Linked DNA regions of Homo sapiens: regions 1, 2 and 4 are each linked to region 3. A link is a contact called in ENCODE Hi-C or POLR2A ChIA-PET data. All regions are on one chromosome and are shown on one strand. The core of a region is the stretch at or near the end of the contact, and the rest is flanking DNA. Distances in the headings are between cores, read along the strand shown. Region 1 holds the start of CDC14B (cell division cycle 14B). Region 2 overlaps TGFBR1 (transforming growth factor beta receptor 1). Region 3 holds the start of TRIM14 (tripartite motif containing 14). Region 4 holds the start of ERP44 (endoplasmic reticulum protein 44).

Region 1 (3,077 bases), core at 472-2,971, 1.5 Mb after region 3:
TATATACTTGCAAAGTATGAAAATATTTAAATGGTATAATTATCTGTATTTATGACACTTTTTTTTTTTTTTTTCTGAGACGGAGTCTAGCTCTGTCACCCAGGCTGGAGTGCAATGGCACGATCTCGGCTCACTGCAACCTCTGCCTCCTGACATTTAAACAAATTACTCTCAAAAGATCATAATGTCATGGAGGTAGTTTCTCTGTACTTCCAGGGAGCCACACGGACCACTCTCCTGTAATATCTATTCAAAACAAGACCCACTCATTTAAAATCCCTGGTAGTCTGGGAAACTGGGTGGCTTTCCAATGCTGAGCCCCTAGGCCGGTCTGAAAGGTCTCCTCCTCCTCCTCCAGGTCAAAACAAAGGACTGTGACCCTACCGTTTCTGCTCTCTAAAACTTACTTGCGCAGCGCCGCACAGCCTCCCACGTCTCTAGCTTCTTTGCTGCCCCTACAGACAGACATGTAGATCATTTTAAATTTAAGGCCTTCACTGATTTCCTTAGGGGAAACAGAGGAAGAGTGAACAGGAGAACCAACCTTAAGAAAAAGTGCTTACAGAGTTGCTGATCTCTAGCTTCAGACACAGCCCCCCTACTTCCTTATTTAGCCGTGCTTAAGGTAAAAGCCCACAACAATAGAAGTCAAAGAGCCCCTTCCTGAGGTGCTCTATGAAAATTTGCATTTCTGAGAGGCTTCCAAGGGGACTGACTCAAATTCATCTTTCTTTTCCCCAGGCTGGCAGTTAACTGCGGAACTGCAGGATAAAACGTTCAAGTGCTGGTGAAAAATAGGGACAGCTTGCAGATGTTGTAAAATTTGGGGCCGTGAAATCTTAACACTGCCCTCCAATCTTCTCACCCTTTTAGATGCTACCATGGACGTTTGTTTAAAGGCCCTCCAAAATGACAGTTTTTGGTTAAGTTCCAGGAAGATAGGGCATTATTTTAATCCAGTAGAAAAAGAAGAGGATATGACCCTACAGTGTGCCAGATAAAGAAGTTTAAGGACAAAACTTGCCCCTTGCTTCAATACTTCATGATATAATCGGACCTGTCGACACCTCAGTATACACAGCAATGAGTGTATAAACTTACTGAATTAATGTGGGCGCTGGATTCCGAGATGAGAAACTCTGAGGTGCAAACAACCACGGTATATTGTGGTTCCACGGAAGTTTCATCGGGTCCTTAAGAAGCCCTTGCTTGGCCTGTTTGAATGCTGGGCATAGGTCGATAAATAGAGCGTAGTTGTTTAAATAGTTTTACTTAAGTTCTGAAATCAACTCTACTTTAAATCTATATAGCTGCAGGTAATGTAATCAGGCCATCCTCTTCCAAGCTGGCAGCCATGGCAAAAGTCCCTTTCTCTTGGCGCGAATTACAAGGAAATTCAAGAAATACTTTAAGATATATATATGCCAAAGACCTGGAGTTAAGTTACTAGGGTGGGGCTGTGTAAATGTTTGGTGACTCACTAAAGAAAGTTGGGATCTGGGGTGCTGGCACCTGGAGGACACAGAAGAAACAAAAGTTGGGGGGCTGGCGAAGGTCGCTAGCACACTTTATCTCTGATTGGCGGAAGCCCTCAGAGTTTTCTTTATGGCGTCACCGAGTACCTGCCTGTAGAAAGGCCCCGTCTCCGTGACGTCACGCCGCATTGGCCAATGAAAGGCCTCAGTCTGCGGGCCCCGAGGAGGGTTGTGGGCCCTTTTTTGTGAATGAAGCGCCACGGAACAGCCCTCCTGGGGTCCCCACGAGCCGCGTCCTGCTGTGCCCCGGCGCCTACGCAGCAGCGGCCGCGGCCGCGGTGGGCACGCACGGTTACCCCGGGCAGCTCCGGCCGCCAGCTGCAGCCCCGTCGCCTCGGCCGCGCCAGCCGGCTGCGGGCACCTGGGGGCGGGCTGGGGGCGCCGGCCGCGGCAGGAGGCGCTGTAGCGAGGGCTGCGGCGCCGGTCCTGCGGCGGCCGCGGGAGGCAGCGGGGCAGGCGCTGTGGGCCGGGCTCCTCCTCCGGCTCCTGCGCGACCGCCTCCCGCCGGGCTCTGCCGGCGCCCGCCGTCCCCGCAGCGCCGCTCTGCGCCCGCCGCCCCGAGCGCCCGCGCGGGGCTGGCGGGAGCCTCGGCGGGCGCGCGGGCGCGCGGGGCCATGGTCGTGGCCCCCTGACGGGCCGCGGCCGCCTCCATGAAGCGGAAAAGCGAGCGGCGGTCGAGCTGGGCCGCCGCGCCCCCCTGCTCGCGGCGCTGCTCGTCGACCTCGCCGGGTGTGAAGAAGATCCGCAGCTCCACGCAGCAAGACCCGCGCCGCCGGGACCCCCAGGACGACGTGTACCTGGACATCACCGGTGAGCCGGCCAGTGGGCGCGCGGAGGGCCCCGGACGGCCGCACCCGGCGCGGGGCCCTGGCCCACCTCCCACCGGGCTGCCCGGGGCCTCCGGGGCCGGGCCGAAATGCCTTCGCCCCCACCCCCTTAAACGCCCCGGCCGCCACACCCCCTTTAGGAGCCTGGCTCCTGAGGAGCGCCCCCCGCCCCGAGTTTCTAGCTGCGTGGGCTGCGAGCTTTAACTTTAGCTTGTGCACCCTCCTCCACCAGCAAGATGGACCGAGGGTCACCTTTCTAAGTTGCGGGCGTCAGCCCGGCGCCTCGAACCTGCAGCTCCTCCCCGCGGGCTGCTTCTGAGTTCCTGTGGATTCCGCCTTCAGGGATTGCGAGCCCGGTTGGCCCTCGCGCGAGTCACAACCTCTGAATCAGCCCCTGAGGATTCCCCGAGCGCGCTGAACGCGCCTGGCACGGGAGCTGCCCCTTTTTGGCGTTGGCCAAACCCCCGCTGCTCCGTAGCCTTGGGACCCTGGGCGCCGCGTTGCCCGTCCGGCGCGTAAGCCCGAGCCCCTCTCCTGGGCCTCCCGCGCCCTGCCCCCTAGCGCGCCCCCCGAACGCCTCCGCCTCCCGGGGTCCGCTCCCCGCCGGGGCCTCGAGAAGGAAGGTGTCACGTTGGTGGCATTCGAGCCAGCCGGCAAGACGAATGTCCGGGTTGTCACTTTTGAGAAATCCCAGCCAGCCAGAGCAGGTAGCCAA
Region 2 (2,894 bases), core at 62-2,561, 1.0 Mb before region 3:
TACTAAAGGGCAGGAAGTAAAGCTGTATAGTGTGATTACAATTACAGTCCTGTCAAGTGACCTTGTTTTTGTTCCACTTCAATGAGTTGAGGGGATATTTTAATATACAGAGCAGATGTGCACACTTTGCCTTACCCCAGGCCCTGAAAAGAAATGGAGAAACTTCTATGTCTAAAGGTGAGTGCTAAAACAATAACCAAATTTCTTATTTCCTCTCAATCTAAGTATGCTTTTACACAGTTTCTTATTAGATTTTAATTTGACTAGTGGGTAGGTATTATAAGGATATGGTAGTTAAGTTGATGGAACTCAGAGACAGAAAAACTTAAGTTAAAATCCTATCTTTGCCAGTCAGGCACTGAGTAATCCTGAGGAAGTCACTTAACTTATTTGAACCTAAATTTCTTCAACTTACTTCCTAAATTTATAACATACTAACAAACAGTACCAATCTCAGAAGGTTTGAGGGTTAATGAAATAACATACATAGAATACTTAGCACAGTGCCCAGCACATAATAAAATGTTCAAAAATTAGTTTATGCACTTTTTCAACAAGTATTTCTTTGGAGCTCCTATTACGTGCCAGTCTCTGGTCTAGATGCTAGACAGAGAATCAGAGCTAATGTTGAGACAGCTCTGGTAGGCAATACTGACACAGAACACAATATAAACCATATGCATATACAACAGTGAATGTTCATGGTACCTATCAGCTCTTTCTCCTTCATAAATATTCATACAGTTTTTCAACAATATGACTGAACAGACCTGGCTCAAGAACTTCACTACAGTAGCAGTAGGCACACACAGAAAGTATATTTTCAGTTCCAACCCAAATTAACAGTGTAGGGACACACCCAGTGTGTATATGTAATATCCCTAATAAATAAGTTAATATCTAATTAGCCATAAAATGTTCATGCTGGAAGGAATATGAACAGAAATATCAGATCCCAGCTCCTTTAGAGATGAAGAAACAGAAATGTCCTAACAGTTACATCAACATAATCTAGATTTATTCCAAAAGTACACAAAGAAAAAAAGGATTACTTGATAATCTACAGTGATTTCCACCCCTACTCCCCACAACCCCTCACGTAGGACAAAACCGAAAATTTCAACCTTTCCCTTTGGAAAGCACGAGTGGCTGTAGGAGAGACTGGCTTGGTTGCACAGATAATAAGGTGTAATAATGAACGTAAATGAAAGTGGCTGATCATCCTGGGCTAGGGGAATGACATACAAAACAGAACTGTGGTAGAGAAGGAACTGTGGTAAGAGAAGGAAGTGGTAACCACTCCCAGCTGCCATTGACTCGGGGCAGAGGAGAGCAATACCTGGGCCAGCAAACAGCGAAAGATCTGTTGGAGCCACAGTTGAAGAAATGAACTGATGGTCCTGGGCAGTTAGTAATTTTAGAAGCAGAAAGCAAGGCCTGAACACCTTTTCTCAGAACACAACAGTGAATGTAACCTGTGTAGGAAGAAAGAAAAAACCTTTAGGAGGATAGAGATAATTAGGATTGAGATTCCTGCCCTCAGATTCACAATGCAGAGAACACACCACTGATAAATGATGATGCAAAGTGCACAGATCAGAGGACAGAAAAGGGAGATTTCTCTGAAATATGACACCTAAACTAAGACTTAAGGAAAGCTAGTGAAGAAAGGAAAGTCATTTTAGGTAGAGGATATACAAAAACATTGTACAAAAGATGCCAAAATAAAAGTTTGAGCCAGGTGTGGTGGCACGCACCTGTAGTCCCAGCTATTTGGGAGGCTGGGGCACAAGGATCACTTGAGCCCCAGGAGTTTGAGGCTGCAGTGAGCCATGATCAGGCCACAGCACTCCATCCTGGGCAACAGAGTGAGATCCTGTCTCAAAAAAAAAAAAAAAAAAAAGAAAGAAAACAGTAAGGGAGTTTGGCAGTTTAGGTGATGTAAACAAAAACAAAAAAACTGATAAAATTCAACAGCTATTCATGATTTTTAAAAATCTTAGTAAACTGATAAAATTCAACAGCTATTCATGATATTTAAAAATTTCAGTAAATTGCAGAATTTAAAAAAAATTCTGAAATAATCAGATTAAATAAAAGGCATAAAAGTAGGCATTACATTTAATGTTGCATGACTGTCATTTTCCCTTGAAATCACAAATAAGAAAGAGATATCCATCACTACTTCTCAACATTGTATTAGAAGTCTGAGTGTAGTAAGTCAGAAATAAACAAAAGGAAGATAGACTGGAAAGACACAGAACTATCATTACTTGCAGAGGACAACTATGTACATGGAAAATCCAAAAGTGACCTACAGATCAACTATTAGAATCAATTAGTCAATCTAGCAAGGTCACTAATATAAGGTTACTCACTATACCAAAAAAAATTAAATTAAAAAATCATTCTTAAACCAGTAATAAATAGAAAACGTTTTTTAAAAATCTAAAAACTAGGAATAAACCTAACAAAAGACAGGTAAAGACCTCTGCAGAGAAAGCTTAAAAAATATTACTTATTGATAGAAATTACAAAGGAGATAAAATAAAATTTTAAAATGTATTTATAAATGGAGAAAAGTGACAAGTTCCTAACTGGAAGATTCAATACTGTAAAGAGGTCAATATTCCATAAAGTGATCTGTAGATTCAATAAAATCAAATCAGAATCCCCACAGGGTTTTTTTATTCAGTGGGAACTGACAAGTTGATTCTGAAATTTATATGGAAAAACAACATCGCAAGAATAACCAAAGCAATCTTTGAAAGACTTAACACTACTCGATATCAAGACTCCTAACATCATAATAATTAAGACAGTATGGTAATGGCACAAGGACAAATGGGCAAACAGAACAGAGATTACAGAGAAACAGACCCTCACATATACAA
Region 3 (2,748 bases), core at 244-2,743:
GGGAAGAAGAATGTTCCAAGCAGGGTAAACTGCACGTCCCCCAGTCTTGAAAAAGCACAGGGTGGAGCATAGGCAGGGCGGAGACCAAGGATCTTAAGAAAGAGCTGAGGGCTTTATAAGTGGAAGTCTAGACTTGAGCCTGGGGGGGCAACTGGAATTTGGGGTGGTGGTGTGTGTGTGAAAGTTGTCAGTACCAAAACAGAGTCACTTACATCAAAACCAAACTAAATGGTGCTCCTGTAGTCCCAGCTACTCCAGAGATGAGGTGGGAAGATCACTTGAGCCCAGGAGTTAGAGGCTGCAGTGAGCTATGATCGCACTATTGCACTCCAGCCTGGGCAACAGAGCGAGATCCTGTCTCAAACAAACTAAATGGTGCTGGGAGGCCATGAAGTGGGGGGCCCTCATCAACGATTTGCCTGGTAACAGGAACTATTATTGCAAAAGATTCCACCAAACTGCAACCTTGCACAAAGAACCACAACCTTGCACAAAAGCCATGATATGAGGACATCTGCCCAGCAACTGCCTGTTCAACTTTTGGACTGAAGCCACCTGTATTAATTCTTGTAACCAAGTATTATTATTTTAAAACGATCTGGCCGGGCGCGGTGGATCACGCCTGTAATCCCAGCACTTTGGGAGGCCGAGGCGGGCAGATCACGGGGTCAGGAGATCGAGACCATCCTGGCTAAAACAGTGAAACCCCTTTTCTACTAAAAATACAAAAAATTAGCCGGGCGTGGTGGCGGGCGCCTGTAGTTCCAGCTACTCGGGAGGCTGAAGCAGGAGAATGGCGTGAACCCGGGAGGCGGAGCTTGCAGTGAGCAGAGATGGCGCCACTGCACTCCAGCCTGGGCGACAGACCGAGACTCCGTCTCCAAAAAAAAAAAAAAAAAAAAAAAACAAAAACAAACAAACAAACAAAAAAAACAGTATATGCAATCCTCCTCGTTTTGCCTTTAAAAGCCTCTGCTTTCCTTTGCCTCCCTGAGTACTCCGCGTCCCCACCCCTTGGGTGCCATGGCACATTTATTCCCGAATTGCAATCCTTCTGCTCAGTCCGAAATAAACTCAATTGGAGAATCTCTGTGTCCTTATTTGAGGTTGATGAAGGTATCTTACAGTTGTGGGAATGATTATCTTTCCGGGGAAAAGGGCAAGAGAGGATCAAGGGAAAGTGAGAGGAGCACCCCCGGAAGGTCACAGCCAACTTTGGTCCCATCATCAGGGCTGCAGTTTTCTGGGCGTTACTGGAACAGCGTCATTAAGCAGGAAGCCCACCCTCTCCTAGCTGGCTCATTAGGAGCTTCCCATTTCTGGTGGGACCACCTCCCGGCCTGGGCGGGCAGAGGGAGCACCCTGCTGGTCGGAGGATGCTCCGAGGCCCGACGCTGCTCCCGGCGGGCTGTCATCCTCCTAGGGGTCGGCCGGCCGGCCTGGAGCCGCCCCGCCCACGGCCGAGGTTTCGGTTTCCCTTGGGAGCCCCGCCCTGTGTCCCGGGGAGCCGGAGGAGGTGGAGATGAATGGCGGGCGCGGCGACCGGGAGCCGGACCCCTGGGAGGTCGGAGCTTGTCGAGGGATGCGGCTGGCGCTGCCCGGAGCATGGCGACCGCGTGGCTGAGCTCTTCTGTCGCCGCTGCCGCCGCTGCGTGTGCGCGCTTTGCCCGGTGCTGGGCGCGCACCGTGGCCACCCTGTGGGCCTGGCGCTGGAGGCAGCGGTGCACGTGCAGGTGGGGACGATGGGGACGGGGTTCGCCGCGCGGGAGTTGGGGGAGCCAGCCCAGGCATAACGGCCGAGGAGGGGGCGTGCCTGGCCGTGGCCAGTGGCGGGTTACAACCTGGAAACCAAAGGTGCCCCAGAGGGCGTCTAAGCGGTCGACCGAAAGTTCAGAGCGGGAGCCTGAGACCCAAGGAAGGGCAAAGGCGAGCCAAAGCCATCAGTTGAGCTTCAGAAAAGGTGGGTTTAGGAGTGAGAGGTTGGGAGCCCAGGCTGGTACCCAGATGTCCTTGACCGTGTCCACCATGGCCGATCCGCCACACTGCCATTGGGCTGGAAGACAGTCTGCCTTTTAGTTAACAGAGGTACAAACTCTCCCTCTTAATAAACAGCCCTGTGTAGCTCAGAAAGCCACACAGACATCTCAGGTTTACTTAATCTGCAGTCCACAGAAAGGGCCTGTGAACTTTGAGCTGAGGACGGCCTGACTGCCCTGGGAGCAGCCTCAGCTGTCACTACCTACCTCCTCTCCCCTCCCCGGCCACACAGACACTCCCATTCCTGCTCATAGCAGCCCTGGGTGAGCCATTATTATTACAGCCATTTTATAGGCCACAAGAGGAAGGCTCTGGAGGCAGGGGCAGGCCTTGAACCCAGGACTCCATTAGCCAGATGCCCCCAACAGGGCCATTGTCACCGTGGAACCCTTACCCATGCATAATCCTAACAGTGCCCCAGGGGCTCTGGGCTCCTGCTCCAGCTTCCCAGCTGACTTTTTCTGTGGCTTCTCTCAAATCCTTCTCTCTCTCTGGGTTTCATGAAGCCTGGGTGAGGTAGGCCCTCATGTCTGACAGCTGTTGATCCTACCACTTGTCTCCAAGAAGTCTTCTGTGATGAATTCAGCCCCATCGTGAGCCTTTCTCCGGTACTGCATGACTCCAGACCACCACACTGTGACAACCTTGGAACTCCAAGGTGAAAAGGGGATCATGGGGGACAATCCAGTGGAGTCGTGGGCTCAAGACCTG
Region 4 (2,942 bases), core at 232-2,731, 2.0 Mb before region 3:
CTGAGTGCTAAGTCCAAAAAGTGAGCAGGATCAAAGTTTAATTTCTTGAATAATGAGTTCATACTTACAAGTCTCTGCTCTTTTAAAATTTCCCATTTCAACTATCTTTGGGCTCTGTCAGGGGCGTGGACAAGAGATAGGAGCACTAGTCTAGGAGTTAGGCCGCCTTGGTAAGAGTATTGGCTCTATCACTGTCTAATTTTGTCACCCTGAGAAAGCCATTATGCAGGGCTCTTTTTTTTTCTTAAGAAAAAATGTATTTTTTGCCCCTTTAAGAAAATAAATCATTTTTTATAGAAAAAAGTCAAAACCACTTTGATAAAGTGCTATAAAATGCAAAGGTGTCATCATCCTTGCCTAATTATACAACAAGCCCGTGTAATAAATGCTCTAATAATTATAACCGTACAAAACTAGAGGTACTGCAGTCACACTCATAGGAAGAGTAATTCTGATTAGGACTAAAGGGTTGGTTGTTCGGGAAGTTCTCAGAGATGGTGACATTTAAGATAGCATTCCAGAGAGAGAACGGGTAAGGCCATTCCAGGCAGCAGGAAAGCTGAAGCAAAGGCGGGAGCAGGGAGAACCACAAAAGCACAGTGTGCCTCCTGGGTACTAAGCAGAGATCGCGTGGGCTCCTGGACCTCACTGAGTGTTTGCAGAAGAAGCCGCAGAGCTACCTGGGGCCAAGTTAGGATCCTCGACTGCTTTGCTAGGGAATTTCGTAATTATACTGGAGGAGCGATCCACGCCTTAGCAGCAATCACTCACACAGTTTTCCAGTTTACGACGTGCTATCCCATCCCGTACCACATCTACTCCTTACAGGAGCCCTCAGAGACAATCAGGGATAAGTCATTGACTCATTCAACTGAGGCCCCGAGTGGTGGCTCTGACTTTATAATGCAGGAATTAGAGCAGAAAGAAGAGGCAGCGGGCGAGGAGGCCAATGATGGAGGCTCAGGCCACAGCCTAGGCCAGGAAGGCCGTGAGTCTGCAGCAGGGGCCAAGGCGGTGCGGACCGAATGATCTGAGCCTCCCCAGCCAGGCCCCCTCCTACTCACCCTCGCCTCCTCCAGGACTGACGTCCCGGGGGCGGCTCCAGGAGGCGCAACCCGGACCGGGCCGCCCCTCCTGCCGGGCCGGTACACTATATCCAGCCAGGTCAGACCCCACGGCGCTGAAGCTAGCCGAGCCCCTCAAAAGGCCGCCCGAGGCTTTCGGCCGCACATCCTTCTGGGAATTGTAGTTCCCATCCTCTGAAGCACCGCGTACACCCGCCCTCCGCCCTTCTATCCCACAGGACCCCGCGCGCAGAGGACTCAGTGGACCGGGGCCGAGAGCCCAATGGGAAAGGAAGTTCTAGATGACGGACGACGTGCGGGGTGAGGCTAGTGCAGGACTACATTTCCCGAAGTGCACCGAGGTGGGCAGGACCCGGAAGTGAGGGTGTGAGAGGCCTCTCTGGAAGTTGTCCCGGGTGTTCGCCGCTGGAGCCCGGGTCGAGAGGACGAGGTGCCGCTGCCTGGAGAATCCTCCGCTGCCGTCGGCTCCCGGAGCCCAGCCCTTTCCTAACCCAACCCAACCTAGCCCAGTCCCAGCCGCCAGCGCCTGTCCCTGTCACGGACCCCAGCGTTACCATGCATCCTGCCGTCTTCCTATCCTTACCCGACCTCAGATGCTCCCTTCTGCTCCTGGTGAGTGAGGGAATGACAGACCCATCGACAAACGCACGAACGGCCTCCGGCCCTCGCCCAGGGGGAACACTGCTACTCCTGCCCCTGCTTTTCCGTCTTTTCCTGCAGTGTTTTGGAGTGCACCCTCCCCCGCTGCCCTCACTCTCGCCTGTCGGCTTCCAGGCGCGGAGTCCCCGAGGCCTGAGAAACCAGTGTCGGGGGAGAATGGGAGAATTAGCCCTGAGGGACTGATACGTAGTCACGGCGTAGGAGCTTCCCCTTCTCCCCGAAGTCCGGGGGTTTCGGTTTCGAGGGCTAGTGGACCTGGTGGTAGCTTGAATCGGAAAAGACCAAGCATAGACCTAGCGTTCCTTCCCACCCTCTCCATTTGGGAAGAGTGTGAGGTCGACAGGTGCTGGGGTTGTGTGACTCTCACTGGGTCTAGATCCCTGAAGCGGTGCCCGGGTTGGCAGATCCCTCTGTTGTGGCTTGATGCGATTGGTTGGGAACCCGGAACTGGAGACTGGTTTGGATTCCACTGGGAGAATAGAGTTTGAAGGGTGGAAGGTGTGGTTACCTGACAATCTCAGCTCAAGGCCTCCCTCAAATCTTATTGCAACGTATTTCCCCATGGAAGCAGATTTCTTCTTCATTGCGCCTTATTTGAATATGCATTCATTCCTAACTGCCTAACCTGCTCAGCATCATCCCATCTTAAAAGAATCTTTCCCTAGTCCCTCTTGCCCCAGAGTACGTCTTGAGTGTGCAGACTAATTGATCCAGGCTTCAGGTCAAATTGAGACAAAAGCGAAGGACTAAACACGTATGGCAAAATGGCTTATATTTAATTGGGCTGTTAATTATAATGTAATATTTGAAAGTACCTTAATTGTAGTAGATTTTTAGAAATTCAGATTTAAACATTAAGAACTACTTTCTTTACAATTTAAGAAACGATTTAGTGACGCATATGAAGTCACACAGCTAGTTACAGGCAGAGCTGGGATTAGAAACAAGTCTCTTGACTTCCAGTGCTTATTCCGCCATATCCCATTAAATGTTTAATATTTGTGTTTGAAATAGTTCTTTCTTTTCTTTTGTCACTTGGACCTTTTCGGAAAAAGCACTGTAAAAAACTAAATGGCATGTCAAAGTACTTTTGAGAACAAAAAGTTGTGTATAAACATTGTAATATTAAATGATAGAGTGTCTTATTGCCACTTCTTATAAGTATACAACAGTGAATGACTTCTGTATCGAGGAAAA

What was found. A loop is a pair of places that touch in the nucleus more often than their neighbours do. ChIA-PET counts read pairs that join two places held with the same protein, here RNA polymerase II (POLR2A). Pooled maps may share reads with other maps.
Region 1: a loop to region 3 is called in a map of naive thymus-derived CD4-positive, alpha-beta T cell, with 16 times the contacts of the local background. The contact joins the promoter of CDC14B here to the promoter of TRIM14 in region 3. A Hi-C loop is called at or near these places in 1 of 168 maps with a recorded cell type or tissue (naive thymus-derived CD4-positive, alpha-beta T cell). POLR2A ChIA-PET finds 5 or more read pairs at or near these places in 1 of 52 experiments (T-cell).
Region 2: a loop to region 3 is called in a pooled map, with 3 times the contacts of the local background. The contact joins the enhancer-like site here to the promoter of TRIM14 in region 3. A Hi-C loop is called at or near these places in 1 of 37 single-sample maps with no recorded cell type and 2 of 50 pooled maps. POLR2A ChIA-PET finds 5 or more read pairs at or near these places in 1 of 52 experiments (naive thymus-derived CD8-positive, alpha-beta T cell).
Region 4: a loop to region 3 is called in a pooled map, with 2.5 times the contacts of the local background. The contact joins the promoter of ERP44 here to the promoter of TRIM14 in region 3. A Hi-C loop is called at or near these places in 1 of 37 single-sample maps with no recorded cell type and 4 of 50 pooled maps. POLR2A ChIA-PET finds 5 or more read pairs at or near these places in 1 of 52 experiments (activated naive CD8-positive, alpha-beta T cell).

The regions. Positions count from the first base shown.
Region 1 is chr9:96,618,487-96,621,563 of GRCh38, reverse strand. CDC14B (cell division cycle 14B) reads left to right here and starts at 1,721. Exons shown (of 14, transcript NM_033331.4): 1 at 1,721-2,345. The coding sequence starts at 2,186. RefSeq lists an enhancer at 2,070-2,570.
Region 2 is chr9:99,117,653-99,120,546 of GRCh38, reverse strand. The region is part of intron 1 of TGFBR1 (transforming growth factor beta receptor 1); the gene reads right to left. Among named protein-coding and RNA genes, the nearest start is that of TGFBR1, 14 kb to the right of the region's middle. Within about 2 kb of position 1,311, at least 7 of the 41 ENCODE cell types and tissues checked have a DNase peak (open chromatin) inside an H3K27ac peak, as active enhancers do.
Region 3 is chr9:98,117,967-98,120,714 of GRCh38, reverse strand. It overlaps TRIM14 (tripartite motif containing 14), which reads left to right and starts at 1,493. Exons shown (of 6, transcript NM_014788.4): 1 at 1,493-1,733. The coding sequence starts at 1,527. RefSeq lists a silencer at 1,560-1,659 and an enhancer at 1,970-2,019.
Region 4 is chr9:100,097,539-100,100,480 of GRCh38, reverse strand. It overlaps ERP44 (endoplasmic reticulum protein 44), which reads left to right and starts at 1,481. Exons shown (of 12, transcript NM_015051.3): 1 at 1,481-1,697. The coding sequence starts at 1,641. It overlaps INVS (inversin), which reads right to left and starts at 1,238. Exons shown (of 17, transcript NM_014425.5): 1 at 1,065-1,238. RefSeq lists a silencer at 965-1,174 and enhancers at 1,415-1,554, 1,565-1,634.